2 separate regions of the Homo sapiens genome follow, and region 1 is linked to region 2. A link is an interaction called in ENCODE POLR2A ChIA-PET data of the cell type or tissue named here. Cell type or tissue: GM12878. All regions are shown on one strand. Each heading gives the region's core, and the rest is flanking DNA. Links, peaks and the distances in the headings are about the cores only.

The links. ChIA-PET counts read pairs that join two places held together with the same protein. Peaks named below come from ENCODE experiments on the same cell type or tissue, not always from the same donor. Only the 100,000 strongest peaks of a DNase experiment are listed, where the experiment ranks them.
Region 1: POLR2A ChIA-PET joins it to region 2 with 5 read pairs; 1 of 35 experiments calls an interaction of 5 or more read pairs at or near these places.

The regions. Positions count from the first base shown.
Region 1 is chr20:34,719,751-34,725,130 of GRCh38, reverse strand. The region is part of intron 14 of NCOA6 (nuclear receptor coactivator 6); the gene reads left to right. Among named protein-coding and RNA genes, the nearest start is that of TP53INP2, 18 kb to the right of the region's middle. In GM12878, for the core only: no CTCF peak of the experiment used is centred there; no DNase peak of the experiment used is centred there; H3K27ac peaks cover 1,160 bases.
Region 2 is chr20:33,117,240-33,122,619 of GRCh38, reverse strand. No RefSeq gene overlaps it. Among named protein-coding and RNA genes, the nearest start is that of BPIFB4, 40 kb to the right of the region's middle. RefSeq lists an enhancer at 2,663-2,922. In GM12878, for the core only: no CTCF peak of the experiment used is centred there; a DNase peak (open chromatin) is centred at 2,709; H3K27ac peaks cover 1,311 bases.

The DNA of each region.
Region 1 (5,380 bases), core at 89-5,088, 1.6 Mb before region 2:
ATGTCAGGCCCTGAGGTTATAATAGTGAAAAGACAGAGCCTCAGCCACGTGCAGTGGCTCACGCCTGTAATCCCAGCACTTTGGGAGGCCGAGGCAGGTAAATCACCTGAGGTCAGGAGTTCGAGACCAGCCTGACCAACATGGTGAAACCCCCTCTCTACTTAAAATACAAAAATTAGCTGGGTGTGGTGGTGGGCGCCTGTAATCCCAGCTATTCAGGAGACTGAGGCAGGAGAATTGCTTGAATCCAGGAGGCGGAGGTTGCAGTGAGCCAAGATCGCGTCATTGTGTTCCAGCCTGGGCAACAGAGTGAGACTCCATCTCAAAAAAAAAAAAAAAGTCTCTGTCTTTACCACATTGAAAGACGAATTCTAATACTCTGTGTTAAATGTTAAATGCTATGATAGCAAAATTACATGGCACTATAAGAGCATATAGCTGAGATACCTTGCTCTTCTGCCAGGTCAGAGAAGGCTTTCTAGAAAAAAATGACATGACATTTAAGCTGAGACCTGAAGAATGAGGAGGCAGTGACCAGATCATTCTCTTAGGAAATGTGCTGAGCTTGAGTAGTTCAGTTTGGGTAAGGTAAGAGCTGGGATCCTGGCTGAGTTCCTGATTATCAGCAGGACTGCTGAGAAACGGTCAAGTATCATTGGGATGCCAGCCTAAAGACCAGGCAGATTCTGGTGCACCCACACTAGACACTAGACACGGATCTGAGGACTCAGCTGCTGTTGGCAGGTTATGTCTCTAGGCAAGAATGTCACGATGCCTCACAAGAGCCTCTGGGAATAGGCCAGAGGTCATATACAGTTAAAATTGAGGTGTACAAAGTACCATCACCATACTCAGCCTGCTGGAGAGTTAAGGGGCAAAGGTGAGAGAGGCCTTCTTTCTTTTCCAGGAATAGTGTATACACCACAGTCAGGGTCTCTTAGGTATCCTCATTTTAGGTGGAGATATGAAGCCAATAACTTCATTCCTCCTCTCTGGGAATCATCTCTAGGCAGAAACTAGTTTGGAAGGGAGTACACTTTTCAGTATATTGAAGTACTACACTTAAAGCATAAAAGGGAACATGCCTAGAGTTCTATGGGAAAATCTGCTTCCCCTCAGTTCTGCATGTTCTTGTAGCCTTTCACTTTCCCAAAAGAGTAAGATCTTCTAGGCTATAGAATATGGTATGTAATTACCTTTAAAGCGGGGAAAAGGTATTGGCCTTTAGAGATGTCACACACCAGATTTTTGGAACCTTGACCTCAGCCCAGAGCCTCAAGGTACTAAAGGGTTATTTACAGGGCACCAGAAAGAATCTAAGAAGCAACTGGGACAGTTAAGAAGAGATGCTCAAACTAGAACCGCTCTGTAGAGAACTACCAGCCAAGAAGAGATGGAAAGCTAGAACCTGTTTTTAAGGGGTGTTGGGGATGGGGAATAAGCCTGTACACTTAAACTGAACATTGTCCCACCGTGGCAGTGGTGATGTTGGAAAGCCTGGCACATCCTTGCTCTGAGGCTTAGCAGTTGGCTTAGAAGAGGCCATAATGACTCTCAGGCTTTGTGATCTTGCATGGAGGGGTGCTAAGTGTCTCCCTAAAGAATGGCATAGCTCTGGCCTGTCCCTGGAATCACAGTCATGTATAGATATCCGCATCAGTCGCAAGACCTCAGGCCATCATTCTCTAACTGTCTCTGGTTAAGTTACTGTGTATGAGTAGAAAAACAGACTCAGTTTCTCCTGCTATACTCTCACAACACGCTTCTGACACAAGATGTAAGGTGTTTTTTTCCCCACACATCAAGCAAGTCATCAGTTCTGCCTCAGACACCAGCTGGGTGTCCTCCAATTCAATTCTGACACTATCTGCCTGGAGATAGTATCAGATCCACAGGTTTGAGGGCTCAGTCCCACAAGACTGCTGCCCACTTCCAATGCCAGGTGCAAGCCCCAGGTTGTTTTACCTGTGCTTCTGACTAGCTGGCTAAAAATTGGAGTTTCCATGAACCCCTCGTAACCAGGTCCAGTTAATTTGCTAGAGTGGCTCATAGAACTCAGGGAAACATGTTTACCAGTTTATTATACAGCTTTTTCTTTCGTTTTTTCTTGCTTTGTTTTGTTTTGTGACAAAGTCTCACTCTGTCGCCCAGGCCAGAGTGCAGTGGCACAATCTCGGCTCACTGCAACCTCCACCTCCCAGGTTCAAGCAATTCTTATGCCTCAACATCCCAGGTTGCTGGCATTACAGAGGCTTGCACCACCATTCCTGGCTAATTTGTGTGTGTGGGTGTGTGTGTATTTTTTTTAGTAGAGATGGGGTTTCACCATGTTGGCCAGGCTGGTCTCGAAGTCCTGACCTCAAGTGATTCACTTGCCTCGGCCTCCCAAAGTGCTGGAATTACTGGTGTGAGCCACTGTGCTTGGCATTTTTTTTTTTTTTTTTTTCATTTGAGACAGGTTCTTACTGTGTCACCCAGGCTAGAGTACAGTGGCATGATCATGGCTCACTGTAACCTTGAACTCCTGAGTTTAAATGATCCTTCTGCCTCAGCTTCCCAAGTAGCTGGAACTACAGGTGTGCATCACCATGCCTGGCTAATTTTTTAATTTTTTTGTAGAGATGGGGTCTCCCTGTGTGCCCAGGCTGATCTTGAGCTCCTAGCCTCAAGTGATCCTCCCACATTGGCCTCCCATATGAAAGTTTTTTTTTAATTTTTACTTTTATTTTATTTATTTATTTATTTATTTTTAGACGGAGTCTCACTCCATCGCCCAGGCTGGAGTGCAATGGTGTGATCTTGGCTCGTTGCAACCTCCGCCTCCCAGGTTCAAGCAATTCTTGTGCCTCAGCCTCCCAAGTAGCTGGGATTACAGGCGCGTACCACCACACCCAGCTAATTTTTATATTTTTAGTAGAGATAGGGTTTCACCATGTTGGCCAGGCTGGTCTCGAACTCCTAACCTCAAATGATCCACCTGCCTCGGCCTCCCAAAGTGCTGGGATTACAGGCATGAGCCACCATGCCCAGCCGGCTTTTTCTTTTGCTTTTTTTTTTTTTTTTTTTTTTTTTTTTTGAGACAGGGTCTCACTGTGTCACCCAGGCTAGAGTGCAATGGCACTATCATCACTCACTGCAGCCTCAAACTCTTGGGCTCAAGCAAGCCTCCTGCCTTAGCCTCCTGAGTAATTGAGACTGCAGGCACATATGACCATGGCTAGCTAAATTCTTTATTTTTTGTAGAAACAGGACTCACCATGTTGCCCAGGCTGGTCTAGAACTCCTGGGCTCAAGTGATCCTCCCACCTTCGCCTCCCAAAGTGCTGGGATTACAGGCGTGAGCCACTATGCCCTGATATTTTAAAGCAGTGGTCCCCAATCCCCGGGCCATGGACTGGTTGGTAGTGGTCTGTGGCCTGTTAGGAACTGGGCCGCACAGCAGGAGGTGAGTGGTGGGCAAGCGAGCATTACTGCCTGAGCTCCATCTCCTGTCAAATCAGAGGTGACATTAGATTCTCATAGGAGTGTGAACCCTACTGTAAACTGTGCATGCGAGAGATCTAGGTTGTGTAGTCCTTATAAGAATCTAACTAATGCCTGATAATCTGAGGTGGAACAGTTTCATCCTGAAACTGTCTCCCCCGCAACCCCCAGTCCATGCCAAAAAGGTTGGGGACCACTTTTAAAGGATAGAAATGAACAGCCAGATGAAGAGATACATAGGGCAAGGTCTGGATGGATCCCAAGTGTAGAAGCTTCCATCCCTGTGGAGTTGGTGCACCACCCTCTTAGCAGGTAGATGTGTTCTCGTTCACCTTCTGGGAAGCCCCTGAATTCAGTCCTTTTGTGGGTTTTGCGGGTTGTTTTTTTTTTTTTTTTTTTTTTTTTTTTTGTATAGAGGAAGAAGGGGAAGGGGAGATAGGTCCCTTTTGGGTTTTTAGTGGGGCTTCATTACATAGGCATGATTGATAAAAGAGTTGGCCATTTGTGATCAACTCAACCTCAGAGCTGTTTCAGGAACCATGGGCAAAAGGCCAAATATTTTAACAAAAGATGGCTCACTTAGGAAATTACAAGAGTTATAGGAGCTGTGAGCCAGGAACGTGGGACAAAAACCAAAAAATATATATTGTAGTATCACAGTTACCTTTTAAATCAGAAATGAGTACTGTAGCTCTTTTGGTTTTTCAGTATTAAAGCTCTTGGAGCCAAATTAAAGAATAATTATGCATATTTTTGGCCTGTATATTGTATCCAAAAATGTGAACCAAGTTATAAAATAATTTACTGTGATTGTATTTAAACCCATACCCAGAATGTGATCACCAAATATCAAGCTGGTTTCTAAAATGGATGCACCTCAAATGTGGGGACATATGCAGTGCTGGGTACCTGAAATATGAGTGAAGTATCTTCCTGCAGAATCAGCACTGTGTAAAGTTTTGAGGGGGAAAGAGGGCTTCTTTTTGCATTTAATAAGAGTTTGGTCATATATATCATATGCAAACAAAATCAGAGACATTCTGTGTTTTTCATGAAAATCTCTGAAGCTGAGAAACACTATGAGCAGTTTGTAATTAAAAGTGTTGCTGTTTGTATTGTTGGAGAACCAGTGACATTAATCATGCTCCTGCTGCGAGAGCCGAGTTTGCTTACATCATGCTGGCCAAGGCCTGCCAGACTGCCAGATCAGAGCAGGTGGGATGGATGATTTCTGGGCAAGTCCAGGAAGGCCCACATGGTTTTTGGTCATTCTTTGGTCCATTGTTTTTGTTGGTTGGGTCACTTATAATTACACAAAAATTAGCTACCACAAATCACTTTTTAAAATTGCACCTGATCAGATGTGTTGTTTACAAACATGCAAATGAGTAGTTTTCCTTCCTGACATGATGAATTTGCCACAAAAACACAAATGATTTTTCTAGCTTGCTTTATCATTATTTACTCCTCCATTTAGAATAGTTGTTGTTATATTTTCAACTGGGAAAAAGGTAATTATTTTTTTAAAAGGTAGTTAAAAATATGAAGTTCAAAGCTTTAAGTTTGGAACCAGGAAAATATGTTAATTTAAGGAAAGTTCAGAGCAATCTGTAATTATCAGCAGCCCTGGGTGTCCCTCTGACAACAAAGTAGGTGATAGCCCCACCCTACCCACAGCCAGTGAAGAAACTGTCTAAAAAAACACAGGGTATAAAGATATACTGAATTAAAACAGAAGTATTACTGTAGATATGCAAGTGAACATACATTTATAATGTCGTGGGAGAAAACCCTGAAGAGTAACCACCTGAAACTGTAGTAGCTTCATTTTGAAACCAACCATGCAAATTGTGAAGGAAAATTTCCAGAATGTTTTTGTTTGTTTTGAGACAGAGTC
Region 2 (5,380 bases), core at 296-5,295:
ACACCATGTGGAAGCTGCCAAGGCTTGGGCTTCCACCCTCTGAAGCCACAGCCCAAGCTGTATGTTGGCCCCTTTCAGCCACAGCTGGAGTGGCTGGGATGCAAGGCCCCAAGTCCCCAGGCTGCACACAGCACAGGGACCCTGGGCCCAGCCCACAAAACCATTTTTTCCTCCTGAGACCCTGGGCCTGTGATGGGAGGGGCTGCCATGAAGGTCTCTGACATGGCCTGGAGACATTTTCCCCATGGCCTTGGGGATTAACATTAGGCTCCTTGCTACTTATACAAATTTCTGCAACCAGCTTGAATTTCTCCCCAGAAAATGGATTTTTCTTTTCTATCACATAATCAGGCTGCAAATTTTCCAAACTTTTATGCTCTGCTTCCCTTATAAATCTGAATGCCTTTAACAGTACCCAAGTCACCTCTTGAATGCTTTGCTTCTTAGAAATTTCTTCCTCCAGATAACCCTAAACCATCTTTCTCAAGTTCAAAGTTCCACAAATCTCTGAGGGCAGGGGCAAAATACTGCCAGTCTCTGCTAAAACATAACAACAGTTACCTTTACTTCAATTCCCAACAAGTTCCTCAGCTCCATCTGAGACCACCTTAGCCTGGACCTTATTGTCCACATTACTATCAGCATTTTGGGCAAAGCCATTCAACAAGTCTCTAGGAATTTCCACTTTCCCACATTTTCCTGTCTTCTTCTGAGCCCTCCAAACTGTTGCAGGCTCTGCCTATGACCCAGTTGCAAAGTCGCTTCCACATTTTCGGATACCTTTTCAGCAACACACCACTCTACAGGTACCAATTTACTGTATTAGTCTGTTTTCACACTGCTGATACAGACATACTTGAGACTGGGAAGAAAAAGAAGTTTAATTGAACTTACAGGTCCACATGGTTAGGGAGGCCTCAGAATCATGGCAGAAGGTGAAAGGTACTGCTTACATGGCGGTGGCAAGAGAGAATGAGGAAGAAGCAAAAGTGGAAACCCCTGATACACCCATCAGATCTCGTGGGACTTATTCACTATTACGAGAATAGCACAGGAAAGACCAGCCCCCATGATTCAATTACCTCCCTTTGGGTTCCTTCCACAACATGTGAGAATTCTGGGAGATACAATTCAAGTTGAAATTGTGGTGGGGACACAGCGAAACCGTATCAATGGGCAATGCCTGGCACTGCTCTTGCACTTGCTAGGCATTTAATAAACACTAGCTCCTTCCCATTTACCCTCCTCTCTGTCACACCTGACCTGTGTCCGTGAATTTACACTCAAGAGGTCACTTCACCTAATCCAAAAACTAACCCACTAACACCAAAAGGCACAAGGATTTTCTCACCCAAAGAGCCCCTAGGTTGAGCTGTGGGTGCTGCCTTGTCCAAGACTCCCAAGTCACTGGGAGAGGATCCTGGCTGGGAGCACAGGGCAGGAGAAGAGGCCTTGGGAAGTCTTTACTCAAAGAGGCTCTCTTGAGCTGGGGCCGCACTGACACTAGTGAGGGCTACACTGAAGGGAAGGCCTCAGGCGCAGTGCCTGGCTGCAATTCCCAGAGAGAATAACTGGGTTGTTTTGGTGCCCTTTGGGAATTTCTTTTTTATTTAAAAAAATCAATTTCTGTGGTAATTTTTTAAAGAAGGTACAAATTCGCTAGAAGAAAAAAAGAAATCAATGTCACCCTCTGAGATAACCACCACAAGAATGATGGTGTATCTTCTTTCAGAAGCTTTTCTGTGCACATACAGGTAAAGTTGGGTAAAATTTTCCCTAAATAAAAATGGGATTATGCCCTGCACAGTGTTTTTATAAGCTCTTTTTTCATGTAGCAATGTATTACAAATACGTTTCTGTGTCTTTTGTTAACAGTGATAGAGTACTCCACCGCATATATTGAACATAATTATTTTAACTATCCTCCTCCTGTTGGTCATTAGTTGTTCCTCATGTTTACAAACCACTCTGGGATTGACACCTGGGCCTTCAACTTTGCTCACCTGCTTCACTACCAACTGGAGAACCTGTGGTGAATTAAAGATGATCACATATTCTTTGCCACTCATTCCATTGCTGGGTGGAGTCCACTTCCTGTCTCCTTGAATCTGGGCTGACTCATGGGCTATTTTGACAAAAATAATAGTAGAATTGACACTGTATAACTTCCAAGGCTAGGCCTTAAGAAATCTGTAGCTTTCACCTTCGCCATTCTGGAATGTCTTTGTTTTGAACCCAGCCACCATAATAGGAGGAAACTCAAGCAGTTATGTGGAGGAGAACAGAGGCTCCCTAGCCAAGAGTCCCAGCTGAGCTCCTAAACAGTGGCTGACAAAACTACCAGCTGTGTGAGTGAGGTCATTTGGACTGTTCAGCTATCCCAGTGCCCCAGCCAACGCCACACTTAGAACTACCTAGTTAATCCACAGAAGCATGAAAAATAATAAAGTGTTGGGTTTATTAAGCTACTGAATATCGAGGTGGCTTCTGATGCAGTTGAAATAAGAAACCAAGTATTTCCTGGGAATCACCAGCCTGCTGCTTCTGGGGGATGCTCTTTGTCTTTCTGAACCTCACTTGCCTCATCTGAAAAATAGGAGGACTGGAGTAGCATAGTACTCTTTTTAGTAGTCAACCTGCAAATAAGATTATCAGTGTGGGATTGAAGGTCAGGGTGGTGAAGCTAAGAAGAAACAAAGTGAACCACTTCAGAGATGCTAGGGTCACTGAAAATGAGATATGAATAATACAGGGTGGTTGCAAGAGAACAGAAAATCCCAGGCAGCAGTTTCACATGACTAGTAAAATGAAACTGTTGAAATAGCTGATAAGATGGTGAAAAATGGTGTGCACCAAACTGGCTAAGACCAACTGGACCAAACATGGCACTGGATTTGACCTAGGTTTCACCTAGGCCCTCATTATATGATCATTAACATACTAAATTACACACCCACCAGCACCATGACAGTTCCAGGAACATCCATATTTGGTGTAAAAATGAATGGCACCACAGTTCTGAAATGTCCACTTTTTTTCAGGAATCTTTATGAACATTCCACCCCTTGATTAAAGAAATCCACAAAGGTAGCAGCCTCAAAGCCCCTCGCATGACTCTCTTAAGTGCACCTGCACTCCCCTTTTTTTGAGTGAGTACTTTTCACTTTGCAATAAATCTCCATACTTTCACTATTTTCTGACTCATCCTTGAATTCCTTCTTGCAATGGTGTCAAGAGCCTGGATGCTGGCTGGAGTCAAGGTCCCATTGGCATTTGGGGACCTCCCCCAGCCCACCGGTAACATCAGGGTTGTATGCCATTGTGATAAGACTGATGAAGTGGCCACTTTGTTGAACCTAGAAAGGCTCTCGTGACCACCTTGACTAACTGTGTATAAGCAGAAGTGACACTACGTGACTTCCAAAACCAGATCACAAAAGTACCATGCAGCTTCCATTTTGCTCCCTTGGGATACCAGTACCCAGTACCCAGAGGGGCCATGTGTAGGTGTCACAGCTGACAGCCAACATCAACCAGCCGGCAGGTGAGTGAAGAAGACTCCAAATGATTCCAACCCCCTGCTCTCAAATCACCCCGAGTTGTTTGAGTCTTCCCAGCTGAGGACCCCGGACATCTTGGAGCAGAGATAAGCTGTTCTGACCCACAGAATCTGTGAGGAAGCTAAAATTGTGTTTTGTGCTATTAAGTTTTGAGATGGTTTGTTACTCAGGATTAATAGCAGAAACATCTACTAAGTGAAGTCTTTAGGAGGCTGCTCGAGTTTGTTATTTGTCATCTACAACTGAATTAAGACATTAGCGGAGATACATGGCATATTCTGCCATGAAATCTGCTGCCACACAGGGCTTCCAGGAGCCCACAGCACTTACACACAGACAGCTGGAATCCTGACATTTTAAGGAGCATCTATGATCATCAGTGAAACCTCTGTATCATCCCAAACTGGTGGAGATGCTCAGTGAGGCTTTCCTTGTGTTTAAATTTAAAACAACCGTTCACTTGGTTTTGTCATTGTCAATGCAGGGTGCAGTGATGGCTTGATCCACTGTCATGAGCAAGAATGGATCAGTGTGGTCTGAGCCCTGGACCATCAGGCTGGGTGTTGAGGCCCCTCTCCTGAGTCAGCAGCACTAATCACATCCTGCTTCACTCCTCTTCTCCAGAATTCCAAGCCTTCCTGACCATCCACCGTCATCTGGGCACTCAGCCCCATGCTGCTCTGCCCAAATTCTCATCTGGCCCAATCCAGTCTCTTCCTCCTTCCCTGGTCTCCCAAATCCTTCCATTTTTTCACTTTACAAGAACACATGAGCATGTCATTTGACTTTTGAGAAATCAGACCCAGTGGAAAATGAAATGGGTTATTTTATTTTTTATTTATTTATTTTGAGATGGTGTCTCATACTGTCACCCAGGCTGGAGTAGAGTGGCATGATCTTGGCTCACTGCAACCTTTGCCTCCTGGGTTTAAGCAATTCTCCTGCCTCAGCCTCCCAAGTAGCTGGGATTACAGGGGCATGCCACCATACCTGGCTAATTTTTGTATTTTTTTTTTTTTAGTGAGAAAAATAATAATTTTTATTTAATTCAGAAGTTATCTAAAGTTTAATTCAAAATATGGACTTGAAAAGGTTATTCATGAAACAAAGTAGTAAGGAATCAGTAAGTAGGGGAGAGTGATGTGAAGAAAGTTACAGATATGGGCTGGGCGTGGTGGCTCACGCCTGTAATCCCAGCACTTTGGGAGGCCGAGGGGGGCGGATCACAAGGTCAGGAGATCAAGACCATCCTGGTTAACACGGTGAAACCCCGTCTGTACTAAACATACAAAAAATTAGCCAGGCATGGTGGCGGGTGCCTGGAGTCTCAGCTACTCGGGAGGCTGAGGCAGGAGAACAGCGTGAACCCGGGAGGCGGAGCTTGCAGTGAGCCGAGATGGCGCCACTGCACTCCAGCCTGGGCTACAGAGTGAGACTCCCTCTCAAAAAAAAAAAGAAAAAAAAGAAAGTTACAGATATGAAGATGTGTTTTTGGTAAGGAAGGGTATAAAGAAAAGAGAATACTTTCATATGAGAAAGGATGGTAAATTGTAAGGTAAATTTTTGTCCTAAAGTAAAATGACTGGTTATTTAAAAAAAAAAAAAAAAGTTGAAAAAGCTTAGATAGTAAAATATTCTTTAAAAGCTGATAGAAAATTGGAGAAATTCAGCGAATTAACACTGTTCATAAAGTTCTTAATCTTGAAGAAAGTAAAATAAAAAATATTGTAAAGAAATACATTGGCAGTTTGGCCATTCTTTTTTAATAAAGTTAAGCATGAAGCCAGATTTAGTTAGCATGGAGCCAAATTTCACATATA